Regions from separate parts of the Homo sapiens genome. Here region 2 is linked to region 1. A link is an interaction called in ENCODE POLR2A ChIA-PET data of the cell type or tissue named here. Cell type or tissue: PC-9. All regions are shown on one strand. Each heading gives the region's core, and the rest is flanking DNA. Links, peaks and the distances in the headings are about the cores only. Region 1 overlaps GRIN1 (glutamate ionotropic receptor NMDA type subunit 1). Region 2 overlaps NELFB (negative elongation factor complex member B).

Region 1 (8,000 bases), core at 1-8,000:
AAAGCCAGGGGCAGACCAGAGGGTCCTGGGAGTACTGTCGTGGGGGGTCTGCTGAGTCTTGGGGGGGAGGGGCATGGGCACCAAGGGCCCCACCCAAGACAGTGCCCCTCACCCCAGTGCCCGACAGGCCCCTCCCCCCAGCGCCCGACAGGCCCCTCCCCCCCAGCACCCGACAGGCCCCTCACCCCAGCGCTCGACAGGCCCCTCACCTTCTGGCATGTCCACCCACGGCCACGGACTCCCATCACACACTCACCCCTGCGCACCCAACTGCCTGCTTTCACTCACAGGTGCATGCACACATTCCCATCACACTCCACACCTCTGGCCACAGGCTCAGGCTTGCCTCCATGCAGCTCCAGCGCCACACACACACCTGGACACGTACTCAGGTGCGCTCCTCACACACACACCTGGACACGCACAGGTGCGCTCCTCACACACACACCTGGACACACGCTCAGGTGCGCTCCTCATGTGCATGCTCACCCTTACTTGCGCCAGCCAGCACAGACACACATGCACACACGCACACACGTGCACAGGCACACACATGCACACATGCACACGCACACACATGCACACACGCACACACAAGCACGCACACACGCACATGCACACATGCACACACACAAGCATGCTCAGACCATCTGGCCCTTCCCCAACCTTCACAGGCCTTTGTGGACTAACCCTCCCATGCTGACACCCACAGGCGCATGCCACCCCTGCAGGCGCACATAACGCACACACACCCTCTTGGGCGCATATGCGAGCCGAAGGGCGTGGGCACCCCAGTTAGTGAGGATACCTCGGTCTCTTGAGAGGCAGAGGGAGACCAAGGAGAGGGAGGGGGAGGGACATGGGGACAGGCCCCGGGGGGGCTGCTCACCTCCCACTCAGGACTGACACAGGTTGGAGTGGGCACTGCTGGGGCCACACAGCAGGTGCACGGCAGGGTGGGGGCGGCAGGTGGGGCTCCCTCCGAACGGTGGACGCGGACAGGGCCTCCTTTTCTCCCGAGAGCGACCGTTTCCAAGAGCACAGCTTCGTGGCAGGGAGCCTCCACGGCCCCGCCCCTACGACCCTCACCCCCAGCTCCACCCCGGCCCCCAGCCCCGCCCCGGGCCTCGGTGTTTGCGAGCTCCAGGTAGGAGCCCGTCTGCAGACGTGCCGAGGAGGTGGTGTGATTGCTTTAGCGCCGTCATTTTCAACCGTTTATAATCTTCTTCTGTGTCTGCATATTTTCTCTGTGCACATTATTCATCAGAGTAAAAAAAGGAACTATGAAAACCTCGACCAACTGTCCTATGACAACAAGCGCGGACCCAAGGTATATATGCATGGACGTGCACGCCACCCACGGCTAGGGAGCCCTGGCCTCGGCGCCTCGGCCACTAGGGCCACTGTCTGGCCCAGCCGCCGAGCCGCAGGCCCAAGCAATGAGGAGAGGCAGCCGGCAGCAGGCAGGAGAGGGCAGGCAGGAGAGGGCAGGCGTGGCGGCGTGGGTGCCTGAGGCCCACCCGCCGTGACCCTAGCCTGCACCCTCGAGGCAGGCGCGGCTGCAGGAGGAGCTGCTCTCCGGGAAGTGCATGCGAATCTCCGAGACCCCAAGGGTTTCCTCGTGGAACCCGGGAGGGAGCCCGCCCGCCTGGCCACCCACTCGCCGGGGCCGGGCTGCTCCTCAGGGGCCTGCGGAATCAAACCTCAGAGGACCTCCCATGGTTTTGGAAAAGTCAGCCCCATCTCTTTTCCTGGTTGCATTCCAAAACTCTTTTCTGTTTCCCGTCCGCTGCACGCCTCCTGAGTCTGGGTCCACTTCAGCTTGCATGCTCAGTGCAAAGATGAGGACAGGAGTGAGGTGGAGAGAGAGATCCAGAGAGAGCAGAGAGAGCACAGAACGAGCACAGGTGAGCGCGCAGGCTGAAGACAGGACAGGACCGGAGAGGCGAGGCCAGGCCAGGCAAGGACTGAGGAAGGCAGGCGGAGGCGCAGGTGGCAGGCGCAGACCATGGCAGCCCTAGCTAAGCTGCCTCGGGGTTCCCAGCGGCTCCGGCCCAACTCTCACCCCTGAGGCGCTATGTCCCCTGCCCCAGCCGCCTGCTAACACTCTTGCTCACACCGCAGGCAGAGAAGGTGCTGCAGTTTGACCCAGGGACCAAGAACGTGACGGCCCTGCTGATGGAGGCGAAAGAGCTGGAGGCCCGGGTCATCATCCTTTCTGCCAGGTGAGGCTGGGCAGGGCCCTACACACTCCACACAGGATGGTACCTGAGCCAAGTACCCGCCATCTGAGCCAGAGCTGGGACATTGTTGGGCACAGTGACCTTCAGCTTCCAAAGCACCTTCACCAAGGACAGCCACCCCCACCCCCACCCGCACCCACACTCCTATCGGCATGGCTGATGTGACACCCTCCATCTGTCCCTCCCTTCCTGGGCCCTTCCCCATTCCACAGTCACATGCTGCTGCTGCCCTGAGCTGGGCTGTGGGAGAGGGATATGGAAGAGACCCTGCCCTTGGGAAGCCCCGCAACTCAAGGGGGCAAACCTGTGCAAACAAGGCCCAGGCCTGGGGCCAGGGACTAGGCCCAGGGAAGTGATGTGCAGGTGTGCCAGGCGAAAAGGCCCACAGCAGGGAGAGGGCCAGATTTCCCAACTGAAGGATTGCAACAGCTGCAGCAGTAGCTTAGGGGGAAATCAGTTAGGTACCCGGGAAATCAAGCTGCTCTGGACAGGTCCGGTGCCACAGAGCAACCTTGGGGTGGAGCCCACTGTAAAAAGCTCCCTATTTGCAAATGGCTAGGTTCTCCCGGGAAGGAAAAGCCTGGGTGACTGGGAATAGGAAAAGCAAGAGTGGGGAAGGGCAGGGTGAGGAGCCTTGCCCCATGGGACAGCCAAAACCCCACTGTCCCTGACCTAAAAGCTCTGCTAGGCTCCAACAGAGCGGAGCAAAACAGCAGTGAAACACCCGGAGGAACACAGCCCAGCCCTCCAGCCCTGCATATGGGAAAGAGCCGGCGACACTCTCAGTCCCAGGGCAGACCACCATTTCCACGGTCCATCAAATGACCCTCTAGCACGGAGACAGATGCAGCCCCCTCACCAGGGCAGAACGCAGGGTGGGGCCAGCCAGGGCTCCTCGGACTAGAAGGCAGGAATCTCCCCAGCCCAAGGTAGGGTTGTTGCTTAGAGCTGCCCACGGGGCCTTACATGCTCCTCCTGCAGCTGCTATAAAAAGGCACTAATCGTCCCCCATTACGCCCCCTGCACTCGGCTTTAAGCTCACAGGTCACTTGTCCACTCCACTCATCCAACTGCAAGCCCCAGGGAGGGTTGGCCTGGGCTCCAGGAAAAAAGATTTTTAAAGACGTGACCAGGCAAAGTCCCAAGGGTATGCACAGGTCCCAAAGAAGGAATGCCCCGCCCAGGGAAAGACCCGCCCAGAAAAAAAGACCCGCCAAGGGAAAGCTCCGCCCAGAAAAAGACCTGCCCAGGGAAAGCCCCGCCCAGAAAAAAGGTCCTCCCAGGGAAAGCCCCACCCAGGGAAAGCTCCACCCAGATAAAAGCCCGCCCAGGGAAAGCCCCGCCCAGAAAAAAAGATCCGCCAAGAGAAGTCTCCGCCCAGATAAAAGCCCCGCCCAGAAAAAGACCCGCCAAAGGAAAGCCCAGCCCAGAAAAAAGACCTGCCCAGGGAAAGCCCCACCCAGGGAAAGCTCCGCCCAGATAAAAGCCCGCCCAGGGAAAGCCCCGCCCAGAAAAAAGACCAGCCCAAGGAAAGCTCCGCCCAGGGAAAGCCCCGCCCAGAAAAAAAGACCTGCCCAGGGAAAGCTCTGCCCAGATAAAAGCCCGCCCAGGGAAAGCCCCGCCCAGAAAAAAGACCAGCCCAAGGAAAGCCCTGCCCAGAAAAAAGACCGCCCAGGGAAAGCCCCGCCCAGAAAAGACCCGCCCAGGAAAAGCTCTGGCCAGATAAAAGCTCAGCCCAGGGAAAGCCCCGCCCATAAAAAAGCCCCGCCCAGATAAAAGCCCTGCCCAGCGAAAGCCTCGCCCAGGGAAAGCCCCACCCAGAAAAAGACCCGCCCAGGGAAAGCCCAGCCCAGAGAAAAGACCCGCCCAGGGAAAACTCTGCCCAGATAAAAGACCCGCCCAGGGAAAGCCCCGCCCAGAAAAAGTCCCGCCCAGGGAAAGCCCCGCCCAGAAAAAAAACCCGCCCAGGGAAAGCCCCGCCCAGAAAAAAGTCGCGCCCGGGGAAAGCCCTGCCCAGAAAAAGTCCCGCCCAGGGAAAGCCCCGCCCAGGGAAAGACCCGCCCAGAAAAAAGTCCCGCCCAGAAAAAAGTCGCGCCTGGTGAAAGCCCTGCCCAGAAAAAAGACCAGCCCAGGGAAAGCCCCTCCCAGAAAAAAAGACCCGCCCAGGAAAAAGCTCTGGCCAGATAAAAGCTCCGCCCAGGGAAAGCTCCGCCCAGGGAAAGCCCCGCCCAGAAAAAAAGCCCCACCCAGGGAAAGCCCAGCCCAGAAAAAGACCCGCCCAGGGAAAACTCCACCCAGAAAAAAGACCAGCCCAGAGAAAGCCCAACCCAGAAGAAAGCCCCACCCAGGGAAAGCCCCGCCCAGGGAAAGCTTCACCCAGAGAAATTCCCACTTAGAGAAATTCCCACTCAGAGAAAGCCCCACCCAGAAACGTGCCACCCAGGGAAAGCCCCACCCAGTGAAAGCCCCTACCAGAAAAAGCCCCGCCCAGAAAAAGCCCCTCTTAGAGAAAGCCCCGCCAGACTCTCAGAAGTTAATTTCCTTTTTCGTTGTTTTGAGAGGGAGTCTTGCTTTGTCACCCAGGCTGGAGTGCAGTAGTACAATCTCAGCTCACTGCAACCTCTGCCTCCTGGGTTCAAGCGATTCTCCTGCCTCAGCCTCCCGAGTAGCTGGGACTACAGGCACAAGCCACCACACCCGGCTAATTTTTGTATTTTTAGTAGAGACGGGGTTTCACCATGTTGGCCAGACTGGTCTCGAACTTGTGGCCTCTTTTTTTTTTTTTTTTTTTTTCTTTGAGATGGAGTCTCACTCTGTCACCCAGGCTGGAGTGCAGTGGCTCGATCTCGGCTCATTGCAAGCTCCACCTCCCGGGCTCACGCCATTCTCCTGCCTCAGCCTCCCAAGTAGCTGGGACTACAGGCCCCTGCCACCACGCCCTGCTACTTTTTTGTATTTTTAGTAGAGACGGGGTTTCACCATGTCAGCCAGGATGGCCTCAATCTTCTGGCCTCATGATCTGCCCGCCTCGGCCTCCCAAAGTGCTGGGATTACAGGAGTGAGCCACCGTGCCCAGCCACTTGTGGCCTCTTCTGTTATTTTCTGAATTGTTTACACTTCCCTTACTCATCACAGAGCTTGAGAGAAATTCTGTAGCTGTGATGGGATAAAAGGATGGATGGGCAGGTGAACAAATGGACAGACAGCTGGCTGGGAAGTGGAATTTCTTCATCCAAGATGGGTCAACTCAAGGAATCGATTGCCCTAAAACATACCTGTTCCACTGTTGGCCACTTTTGCAATAGACAAGTTCACATCAAGCTAGACCTGCCTGATCCCTACATTCTAACTGGAGTGACCAACAGGACACGGGAGAGAAAACCACATACAAAACCAATCCACAGAACCCCGCCATGCCCAGGTCCCCACAGAGAGGGGAGGGGGCGTTTTCTCCACTTTTTTTTCTCGGCCTGTGAGCCCCTGAGCCGTGCACTGCGGTCCCACAGGTTGACCCCGCGTTGCCAGCCTCAGGGCCAAGGTCACGTTTCCAGACATGGCCCTAAGAAAAAGGCCAGCCCAGGGGAAGGGACATGGTCAGGGCACACAGGAACCACGTGCATACCACACATCCATGCCCATGAGCACACACCACACACCACATGTGTATGCACATACCATACACACGTGCACAAATGCATGTATACACACTATAGTCACACCATGCATACATCTCTACCCACACATGCAGAATCATGTACAGGTCATACACAACACACACGCATGTATGCACATGCCATATACACACCACATGTACCATGCATACACCATACACACATGTGCGCAAATGCATGTACACACACCATCACACCACTCATACATCTCTACTCACACATGCAGAATCATGTACAGGTCATACACAACACATACACGTGCACACATGCCATATACACACCACGTGTACACACATGCACCATGCATACACCACACACACACGTGCACAAATGTATGTACACACACCATAGTCACACCACTCATAGATCTCTACCCACACATGCACCATCATGTACAGGTCACACACAACACATACACATGTGCACACATGCCACATACCACGTGTACACACATGCACCATGCATACACCATACACATGTGCACAAATGTATGTACACACACCATAGTCACACCATGCATCATCTCTACCCACACATGCAGAATTGTGTATAGGTCATACACAACACATACGCATGTATGCACATGCCACATACACACCACATGCTCCATGCATACACACACAAATGTATGTACGCACCATAGTCACACTACACATACATCTCTACCCACACATGCACCATCATGTACAGGTCATACACAACACATACACATGTGCACACATGCCATATACCACATGTGTACACACATGCACCATGCATACACCATACACACGTGCATCTACACATACAGATACAGGCACACACACCACCATATACATCACATACAAAGACATCCACTGATATACGCACACCTACATACATGTACACACAGCACACATGCACATACATCACAACACACATGCGCACCACACACCATGTGCACACCCATACACCCATGCTACATGCACACCATACCCCACACATATGCATACACTGACCACAGCACACATCAACCACACACCCGCCAACATAACTCTTTCTCTTTTTTGGGGAGATAGAGTCTTGCTCTGTTGCCCAGGCTGGAGTGCAGTGGCGTGATCTCAGCTTACTGCAACCTCTGCCCCCTGGGATTCAAGCGATTCTCCTGCCTCAGCCTCCTGAGTAGCAGGAATTACAGGTGTGTGCCACCATGCCCGGCTAATTTTTGTATTTTTAGTAGAGATGAGGTTTCACCATGTTGGCCAGGCTGGTCTTGAACTCCTGACCTCAGGTGATCCGCCTGCCTCAGCCTTCCAAAGTGCTGGCATTACAGGCATGAGCCACCGTGCCTGCCTTTTTTTTTTTCTTTTTTTTTTGTGTGTGTGTGTGAGACAGTCTTGCTCTGTCACCCAGGCTGGAGTACAGTGGCACAATCTTCGCTCACTGCAACCTCGGCCTCCCAGGTTCAAGTGATTCTCGTGCCTCAGCCTCCCGAGTAGCTGGAATTACAGGTGCAGGCCACCATGCCTGGCTAAGTTTTGTATTTTTAGTAGAGACTGGGTTTCGCCATGTTGGCCAGGCTGGTCTCGAACTCCTGGCCTCAAGTGATCCACCCACCTCGGCCTCCCAAAGGGCTGGGATGACAGGCATCAGCCACCACCCCCAGCTCCAACAACTTTTTTTTTTTTTTTTTTTTTTTTTTTTTTTTTTTTTTTAAGATGGAGTCTCACTCTGTCACCCAGGCTGGAGTGCAGTGGCGCGATCTTGGCTCACTGCAACCTCCGCCTCCCAGATTCAACCGATTCTCCTGCCACGGCCTCCCGAGTAGCTGGGATTACAGGCATGCGCCACCACCCCGGCTAATTTTTTTGTTTTTGTAGAGACGGGGTTTCTCCATGTTGGTCAGGCTGGTCTCAAATTCCTGACCTCAGGAGACCTGCCCGCCTCGGCCTCCCAAAGTGCTGGGATTACAGGCATCAGTTACTGCGCCTGGCCTCAAAATACTTCAGAGCAATGGCTCTGGACTGTCAGGGCTGGAAAGGACCCTCCTCTCACATGCTGAGCTCCTTGGAGTGGAGGCCAAAGTCCCACAGCAGAGGCCGACTGGCCCACCCAGCATGCCCATCTC
Region 2 (9,598 bases), core at 260-8,259, 110 kb after region 1:
CCATCGAGCAGTTCCAGGTGGGGCGGCCCCCGGGGCGGGGGGAGCCCAGTTGGAGGGCCGGGCCGCCTGCTCGGGAGTCGGGCCTGGCGGAGGCGCCGGAAGTTTTCCGGCTTTCTGCTGGTGGCTGAGTCCTGTTCTGGGGGTGGAGTCCGGAGCCAGCACCCCTTTGCTGGACGGCTGGGTGGCTTTCGGTGGCTGCGGTTACCGCCAGCACGGCTGGGAACACCTGGGTGCGTGCCTCCCTGTGCTCTCAGGACCTCGGGGTGCCCGGGCGCACTGGGCTGCGTTTGAGGTTTCTCTTGGCTTCCTCAGACAGAGAATGGTGTGCTGCTGCCATCTCTTCAGTCAGCCCTCCCCTTCTTGGACCTGCACGGGACGCCGCGGCTGGAGTTCCACCAGTCGGTATTCGATGAGCTGCGGGACAAGCTGCTGGAGCGAGTGTCAGCCATCGCTTCGGAGGGGAAGGCTGAGGAAAGGTGGGTCAGCGGGAGGGGTGGGCAGGTGAGATGTGCAGCCGGCCTCTCAGCCTTGGATCGACTCAGGGGCATTTATTGTCCTTTTGGCTCCACATCCTTGCTCCCAGAGGTGGCCTGGGCCTGTGTCTGAGTGACCCCTTGACCCATGTGTCCTGGGCGTGGAGGCTTGTCCTGGTAGCTGTTATCTGTGTAGGGACAGGCAGGTAGCTGCTGCGATTTGGCGCATCGCTGCACCATCAATCCTGTGAGTTGTTCCAGGTACAAGAAGCTGGAAGACCTTCTGGAGAAGAGCTTTTCTCTGGTGAAGATGCCGTCCCTGCAGCCCGTGGTGATGTGCGTCATGAAGCACCTGCCCAAGGTAGGGCCCTAACCCTAACCCTGATGGCGTGGACCGTCCGCCCACTCTCATGCCCTTGGTTAGTGGAAGTTCCGGTGGCCGCCTAGCTCCGGGAGCTTCCTGTGCTGCCTGCCCAAGTGCTGTCCATGGTGAGCTCTGTGCTGACTTCTCCCACATGAGCCGCGTGGAGACCGAACCTTAGCACTGGAGTTAGGGTGTGGGGCCCCTCCTGGGAAAGAGCTGTTGGTATTTAGCATGTCTGTCTGACATGCTGGGGCCGGGGAACCAGTCATAGGTGCCCTGTGGGGTGGAGCTTAGCTCGAGGTGGTCTCTGCGGGGCTGAGGCCTCTTGGCTTGTCTTGAAGGAGACCCAGGGACACAGGTGCCACTCACAGGCAGCCTGTGGTGTCATGTAGGTTCCGGAGAAAAAACTGAAGCTGGTTATGGCTGACAAGGAGCTGTATCGAGCCTGCGCCGTGGAGGTGAAGCGGCAGATCTGGCAAGACAACCAGGCCCTCTTCGGGGACGAGGTTTCCCCACTCCTGAAGCAGTACATCCTGGAGAAGGAGAGCGCTCTCTTCAGTACAGAGCTCTCTGTCCTGCACAACTTTTTCAGTCCTTCCCCCAAGACCAGGCGCCAGGGCGAGGTGAGGGGACAGGCCGTGTGCGGGGTGGGGCACCTCTTGGGGATGCCACGGCTAGCGCCTTCAGCTGCCTGGGGATCAGCACTCTGCTGCCCTGTGAATGATCGGGTGGTTCTGCTTCTTGGCTGGGTGGTGGGGGAGGGCTGGCTTGTACACATGCTGGAAAGAAAGTTGGTTGTTTTTCTGTTTGCATTTTACTTTTCGTTAAAGTGATATATGGACAACATTTAAAATCTGCGGAAAGCCCGCTCATGTGAAGTTAATCCCCCCTCCCCTACTTTTTTTCTTTTTCTTTGAGACGGAGTCTCGCTCTGTTGCCCAGGCTGGAGTGCAGTGGTGTGATCTCGGCTCACTGCAAGCTCCCGGGTTCACTCCATTCTCCTGCCTCAGTCTCCCGAGTAGCTGGGACTACAGGCGCCCGCCACCATGCCTGGCTAATTTTTTTTCTTTTTCTTTTTTTTTTTTTTTGAGACGGAGTTTCGCTATTGTTGCCCAGGCTGGAGTGCAATGGCGTGATCTCGGCTCACTGCGACCTCCGCCTCCCAGGTTCAAGCAATTCTCCTGCCTCAGCCTCCCGAGTAGCTGGGATTACAGGCATGCATCACCACGCCCGGCTAATTTTGTATTTTTAGTAGAGATGGGATTTCTCCATGTTGGTCAGGCTGGTCTTGAACTCCTGACCTCAGGTGATCCGCCCCCCTCGGCCTCCCAAAGTGCTGGGATTACAGGGGTGAGCCACCGTGCCTGGCTTTTTTTCTTTTTTTTTCTTTTTTAAGAGACAGGGTCTCACTCTGTTGCACAGGCTGGAGTGCAGTGGCGTGATCACGACTCGCTGCAGCTTTGACTTCCTGAGCTAAAGTGATCTTCCTGAGTAGCTGGGACCACAGGCACGTGCCACCACACTGGGGCTACTTAAAAATATATATATATTTTTGTAGAGGTGGGGTCTGGCTATGTTGCTCAGGCTGGTCTTGAACTCCTGGGCTGAAGCGATCCTCCCACATCAGCCTTCTAAAGTGCTGGGATTACAGACATGAGGCACCATGCCTAGCCGAGATTTGTTGGGGTTTTTTTTTTTTTTTTTTTTTTTGAGACAGGGTCTCACTCTGTCACCCAGGTTGGAGTACAGTGGTGTGATCGTGGCTCACTGCAGCCTCGACCTCCTGGACTCAAGCAATCCTCCTACCTCAGTCTCCTAAGCAGCTGGGACCACCGGTGTGTGACACCATGCCTGGCTAATTTGTATACTTTTTGCAGAGTTGGTGTTTCGCTGTGTTGCCCAGGCTGGTCTCGAACTCCTGGGCTCAAGTAATCTGTCTGCACACCTCAGCCTCCTGAAGTGCTGGGATTATAGGTGTGAGCGACCACAACTGGTTGTGAGATTTTTTAATTAGCCAATTTTTTTTTTTTTTTTTGAGACAGAGTCTTGCTCTGTCACCCAGACTGGAGTGCAGGGCCTCAATCTCGGCTCACTGTAACCTCTGCCTCCTGAGTTCAAGCAATTCTCCTGCCTCGGCCTCTCGAGTAGCTGAGACTACAGGCGCGCCCCACCATGCCTGGCTAATTTTTTTATTTTTTTGTTTAGTACAGACAGGGTTTCACCATGTTGACCAGGCTGGTCTTGAACTCCTGACCTCAGGTAATCCGCCCACCTTGGCCTCCCAAAGTGCTGGGATTACAAGTGTGAGCCACTGCGCCCGGCCCTAACCAACTTTAAACTAGCACTGTTCAGTGGAAAAAGCGAACTATAAGTTAAGATTTTTCAGCATCCACATTAAGAAAAAAAAATGAGATCAACTTCATTAATGTTTTCTTTGGTCCAGTATATCCAAAATATTATCTTTCAGCATGTAATTCATGTGAAAGATTGGGCTGGGTACGGTGGCTCACGCCTGTACTCCTAGTACTTTGGGAGGCGGAGGTGGGAGGATCGCTTGAGCTTAGTAGTTAAAGACCAAAGGGAGACCTTGTCTCTACAAGAAAAAAAAATTAAGCTAAGCATGGTGGTGCGTACCTGTTGTCTCAACTACTCAGGAGGCTGAAGCAGGAGGATTGCTTAGGCCTCGGATATTGAGGCTGCAGTGAGGTATGATTGAGCCACTGCACTCCAACCTGGGCGACAGAGTGAGAGATCCTGTCTCAAAAGGAAAAAAAAAATATTGAGCTATAATGCTTTTTGCGGGAGGATCACTAAGATTTGAAACCTGGTGAGTCTTTCATGCTTAGAGCCCATCTGAACTACTGCACTTCAAACGCTGAGCAGTTAGTGTGGCTCTGGGTTCCCTTCGGGCCGTGGTTCCTGACCATGTGCGTGGGCAGCAGCAGGCTTGTTGGGGGTGGCAGTGCCACCTCTGTCCTCCCTTCCCTGTTTGTTTATTCCCAGTTAGGTCCTCCATGGGCCTTTTTCTTGTTCCATTGCTGTCAGACAGAGCCCTTGGACCCCTCTGCTAACTGTGGGGTGCCCTGCATTTCCCAGGCCTTTCTCCTATCGCCTGTCTCTTCTGGTGACTTGGTGCTGCCTATACTGATTTCTGTCTGTAAGGGAAATCAGTCGGCTTGGTCGGCTTAGTCCTAGGTTGATTCTCTTTTATTTTTATTTTATTTTATTTTATATATTTTTATCTTGTTTTATTTTACTACTTTTTAAAATTTATTTTTTATTTTTTTATTATTTATTTATTTATTTTTTTGGAGACAGAGTCTTGCTCTGTCACCCAGGCTGGAGTGCAGTGGCACGATCTTGGCTCACTGCAAGCTCCGCCTCCCGGGTTCACTCCATTCTCCTGCCTCAGCCTCCCAAGTAGCTGGGACTACAGGCGCCTGCCACCATGCCCGGCTAATTTTTTGTATTTTTTTTTTTAGTAGAGACGGGGTTTCACAGTGTTAGCCAGGATGGTCTCAATCTCCTGACCTTGTGATCCACCTGCCTCAGCCTCCCAAAGTGTTGGGATTATGGGCGTGAGCCACCGTGCCTGGCCTATTTTTATTTTTATTTATTTTATTTTATTTTATTTTTGAGACAGAATCTTGCTCTGTTGCCCAGGCTGGAGTGCAGTGGTGCAATCTCGGCTCACTGCAAGCTCCGCCTCCCGGGTTCACTCCGTTCTCCTGCCTCAGCCTCCCGAGTGGCTGGGACTACAGGCGCCCACCACCACGCCCAGCTATGTTTTTTGTATTTTTAGTAGAGATGGGGTTTCACCATGTTAGCCAGGATGGTCTCGATCTCCTGACCTCATGATCCACCCGCCTCGGCCTCCCAAAGTGCTGGGATTACGGGCGTGAGCCACTGAGACCGGCTATTTTATTTTATTATTTTTTTTAATTTTTAAAATTTATTTTTTAAAATTTTTTTTATTTATTTTATTTTAATTTTATATTTTGTTTTATTTTATTTTAGTTTGTTTTATTTTTTTTTTTTTGAGACGTAGTGTCCTTCTGTTGCCCAGGCTGGAGTGCAGTGGTGTGATCTCAGCTCACTGCAACCTCAGTCTCCCAGGTTCAAGTGATTCTCCTGCCTCAACCTCCCGAGTAGCTGGGATTACAGGCACCCACCACCACGCCCGACTAATTTTTGTATTTTTAGTAGAGATGGGGTTTCACCATGTTGGCCAGGCTGTTCTCGAACTCCTGGCCTCAGGTAGTCCACCCACCTTGGGCTCCCAATTTGCTGCAATTACAGGTGTGAGCCACCGTGCCCAGCCCGATTCTCTTTTAAAAAGCTAAATTAGGCCGGGTGCGGTGGCTCACGCCTGTAATCCCAGCACTTTGGGAGGCAGAGGTGGGTGGATCACGAGGTCAGGAGTTCGAGACCAGCCTGACCAACATGGTAAAAACCCATCTCTACTAAAAATACAAAAATTAACCAGACCTGGTGGTGTGCGCCTGTAGTCCCAGCTACTCAGGAGGCTGAGGCAGGAGAATCACTTGAACCCGGGAGGTGGAGGTTGCAGTTAGCCAAGATTGCGCCACTGTACTAGGCGACAGAGTGAGACTCAGTCGCAAAAAAAAAAGCTGGGCGCAGTGACTCACGCCTGTAATCCCAGCACTTTGGGAGGCCGAGGCGGGTGGATCATGAGGTCAGGAGATCGAGACCATCCTGGCTAACATGGTGAAACCGCATCTACTAAAAATACAAAAAATTAGCTGGGCGTGGTGGTGGGTGCCTGTAGTCCCAGCTGCTCGGGAGGCCGAGGCAGGAGAATGGTGTGAACCTGGGAGGTGGAGCTTGCAGTGAGCTGAGATCACGCCACTGCACTCCAGCCTGGGTAACAGAGCACGACTCGGTTTCAAAAAAAAAAAAAAAAAGTAAAAAAAAAAAAAAACTGGGTCAGGTGTGTGGCTCATGCCTGCAATCCTAGCACTTTGGGAGGCCGAGGTGGGTGGATCACCTGAGCTCAGAAGTTCAAGACCAGCCCGGGCAACATGGTGAAACCCCGTCTCTACTACAATACAAAAAATTAGCCAGTCATGGCAGCCGGCGCCTGTAATCCCAACTACTTGGGAAGCTGAGACAGGAGAATAGCTTGAATCCGGGAGGTGGAGGTTGCAGTGAACCAAGATCTTGCCATTGCACTCCAGCCTGGGTGACAGCGCAAGACTCCGTCTCAAAAAAAAAAAAAAAAAAAATTGATTGGGTGTAGGGACCAGCCCCACAGGGTTGATGGGTTTTTCTCCCCGTGTGCGGAGATGAGAGATTGTAGAAGTAAAGACACAAGGCAAAGAAATGAAAAGACAGCTGGGCCCGGGGGACCATTACCACCAAGACGCGGAGACTGGTAGTGGCCCCGAATGTCAGGCTGCGCTGATATTTATTGGATACAAGACAAAGAGGCAGGGTAAAGAGTGTGAGCCATCTCCAATGATAGGTAAGGTCACGTGGTTCACGTGTCCGCTTGACAGGGGGCCCTTCCCTGCCTGGCAGCCTAGGCAGAGAGAGAGAGAGAGGAGAGAGAGAAACAGCTTACGCCGTTATTTCTGCGTATCAGAGACTTTTAGTACTTTCACTAATTGACTACTGCTATCTAGAAGGCAGAGCCAGGTGTACAGGATGGAACATGAAGGCGGACAAGGAGCGTGACCACTGAAGCACAGCATCACAGGGAGACGGTTAGGCCTCTGGATAACTGCGGGCAGGTCTGACTGATGTCAGGCCCTCCACAAGAGGTGGAGGAGCAGAGTTTTCTCTAAACTCCCCCGGGGAAAGGGAGACTCCCTTTCCCTGTCTGCTAAGTAGCGGGTGTTGTTCCTTCACATTTTTCGCTACCGCTAGACCCTGGTCCGCCTGGCAACGGGCGTCTTCCCAGATGCTGGCGTCACCGCTAGACCAAGGAGCCCTCTGGTGGCCCTGTCCAGGCATAACAGAAGGCTCGCACTCTTGTCTTCTGGTCACACCTCACTATGTCCCCTCAGCTCCTATCTCTGTATGGCCTGGTTTTTCCTAGATTATGATTGTAGAGCGAGGATTGTTATAATATTGGAATAAAGAGTAATTGCTACAAGCTAATGACTAATATTCAAATATAATCATATCTATGATCTATATCTAATATAACTATTCTTGCATATTTTGTTATACTGGAACAGCTCGTGCCCTTGGTCTCTTGCCTTGGCACCTGGGTGGCTTGCTGCCCACAGTTGGGTGTCGTGGCATGCAATTGTAGTCCCAGCTACTTGGGAGGCTGAGGCAGGAGGATCACTTGAGCCAGGAGGTCAAGGCTGCAGTGAGCCACAGTTGCAGCAGTGCACTCGAGCCTGGGCAACAGAGCAAGGCCTTGTCTCAAAAAAAGTAATAAAAAAAATAAAAATAACAGAACCTGCTACCATCAGACTGGGGGCCAATATTTAATGAGAGGAGGGAATGTTTTCTGCCAAAAAGTAGGAAGGACAGATGTCCAGAGAGAGGGCCGCGCTGTCGCCGGGCGTGACGTCCCTGTGTCTGGCGGAGCCCAGGACGGTCTGGGGGCCTGACAGTGCCTCTTGCTGCAGGTGGTGCAGCGGCTGACGCGGATGGTGGGGAAGAACGTGAAGCTGTACGACATGGTGCTGCAGTTTCTGCGCACGCTCTTCCTGCGCACGCGGAATGTGCACTACTGCACGCTGCGGGCTGAGCTGCTCATGTCCCTGCACGACCTGGACGTGGGTGAAATCTGCACCGTGGACCCGTGCCACAAGGTAGCACTGCCCTCCCTCCTTCCCCCCTACCCTCCTGAAGGTAGTGCTGCCCTCCCTCCCTCCTTCCCTCCCACTCCCCGGCCCTCCCTCCTTCCCCCACTGCCCTCCTGAAGGTAGCGCTGCCCTCCCTCCCTCCCTCCTTCTCCCTTCTCCCCCGCTCCCCGGCCCTCCCTCCTCCCCCTCCGCCCTCCTGAAGGTAGCGCTGCCCTCCCTCCCTCCTTCCCCCCAACTCCCCGGCCCTCTCTCCTTCCCCCTCTGCCCCTCCTGAAGGTAGCATTGCCCTCCCTCCTTCCCCCTGGCCCTCCTGGCTCCTCTCCTCTCCGTGGGTTTGGCTTGGCCCGGGACCACCTGGGCGCCCTTCTCTCCCATGCCTGTTTCCTGGGCTCTGGTCTTTCTGTCCTGTGTGCTGGCCCTTTGGCTTCTCTCCAGACCCTGATGGGGGAAGGAGGCTAGTCCCCTGCATCTGAGCCAGAGACCTGGCCGTTCCCGGGGACTCCCTTGCCCCGTCCAGCCCTTTCTGTGTTCCCGAGGGCTGTATGACCTACGGGCTGGACCTTGACCATTGCCCCAGCTTCCTCCCATCTTTCCACCTGGCCTGTGGCCCTCCCCTTCCCCAGAACCCTGGGTGCTGCTTGTTGGCCAGGTACCAAGTGCTCTAGGAACGGGGTTTCCCTTCATACGGACCCTCCAGCCCTGAGACCATCTTTCCGGGACTTGGGAGTCACCCTCCGAGGCTTCCATTGCTTGGAGTGCTGCAGTGGCCACCCCCACACTCAGGGTGCCATGAAGGAGTCCGTTTTTAGAAAGAAACATCATCACTTTCTCCACCACTGTCCTGACCCTGCTGCTTTGGCCGGGAGGTGTGGGGAACACTGCACCGTCAGGATGACTGGTGCCTGCTGCCGCCCCCCGCAGCAGCTATGATTGAACAAGAGGCCAGGGCCTGGAGCTGTGTTTGGGGCCTGGGTCTCTGGTCATCCTGGGAGGTTTGGGCTGGTCCCGACCGTGCTTCCTCCTTGCAGTTCACCTGGTGCCTGGACGCCTGCATCCGAGAGCGGTTCGTGGACAGCAAGAGGGCGCGGGAGCTGCAGGGGTTTCTCGATGGCGTCAAGAAGGGCCAGGAGCAGGTGCTGGGGTGAGGGTCGGCTCCACGAGGCCTCTGCCCCTCAGGGCCCTGCGTGCATCCGGTCTGCGCTTGCTGTGTTTTGCCGTGGGTAGCAGGCGTTTATTCCCGGATATTGCTTTTTCTTTTGTTTTTTTCGAGACAGAGTCTCGTTCTGTAGCCCAGGATGGAGTGCAGTGGTGCAATCTCTGCTCACTGCAACCTCCGCCTCCTAGGCTTAAGCCATTCTCCTGCCTCAGCCTCCCAAGTAGCTGGGATTACAGGCACGCGCCACTGCGCTCAGGTAATTTTTGTATTTTTTAGTAGAGACAGGGTTTCACCATGTTGGCCAGGCTTGTCTTGAACTCCTGACCTCAGGTGATCCACCCGCCTCAGCCTTCCAAAGTGCTGGGATTACAGGCATGCGCCACCGTGCCTGGCCTCCTGGATGTTTCAATAGAGCTATGCCGGGCACTGCTGGCCCACAGCTTAGGGACATGGTTGTCGGGATGTGTGTGGGTAGCAAAGTCTCCCTCCTCAACTCTGCATTCTGGAGCCAGGCCCAGGGGCTGGGGTCTGGTGTCTGCAGTGGCGTGGGGTCAGCCTCTGAGCTGAGGGGCATCCATTGGCATTTGCTTTCCAGCATCCTCTGGCTGGTGTATAGACACAGTGCTGCCTGGCCCTGCCTTTGCCACTTTTTTTCTTCCTTTTTTTTTTTTTTTTTTTTTTTCTGAGACAGGGTCTCTGTCACCCAGGCTTTAGTGCAGTGGTACAGTCTCCCTCAACCTCCTGGGCATTGATCCTGCTGTCTCCGCCTCCCAAAGTGCTGGGATTACAGGCACACACCAGTGCGCCTGGCCGATTTTTG

The links. ChIA-PET counts read pairs that join two places held together with the same protein. Peaks named below come from ENCODE experiments on the same cell type or tissue, not always from the same donor. Only the 100,000 strongest peaks of a DNase experiment are listed, where the experiment ranks them.
Region 2: POLR2A ChIA-PET joins it to region 1 with 45 read pairs; 18 of 35 experiments call an interaction of 5 or more read pairs at or near these places.

Annotation. Positions count from the first base shown.
Region 1 is chr9:137,146,885-137,154,884 of GRCh38, forward strand. It overlaps GRIN1 (glutamate ionotropic receptor NMDA type subunit 1), which reads left to right. Exons shown (of 20, transcript NM_007327.4): 4 at 2,125-2,225. Among named protein-coding and RNA genes, the nearest start is that of GRIN1, 12 kb to the left of the region's middle. RefSeq lists an enhancer at 4,547-4,866. In PC-9, for the core only: no CTCF peak of the experiment used is centred there; DNase peaks (open chromatin) are centred at 3,907, 4,467 and 5,407.
Region 2 is chr9:137,255,595-137,265,192 of GRCh38, forward strand. It overlaps NELFB (negative elongation factor complex member B), which reads left to right. Exons shown (of 13, transcript NM_015456.5): 1 at 1-17; 2 at 313-476; 3 at 735-834; 4 at 1,230-1,460; 5 at 7,443-7,628; 6 at 8,651-8,763. Among named protein-coding and RNA genes, the nearest start is that of NELFB, 5.1 kb to the left of the region's middle. RefSeq lists enhancers at 1-88, 89-1,036, 7,402-7,961 and silencers at 1-30, 71-130. In PC-9, for the core only: a CTCF peak has its summit at 6,898; no DNase peak of the experiment used is centred there; H3K4me3 peaks cover 896 bases.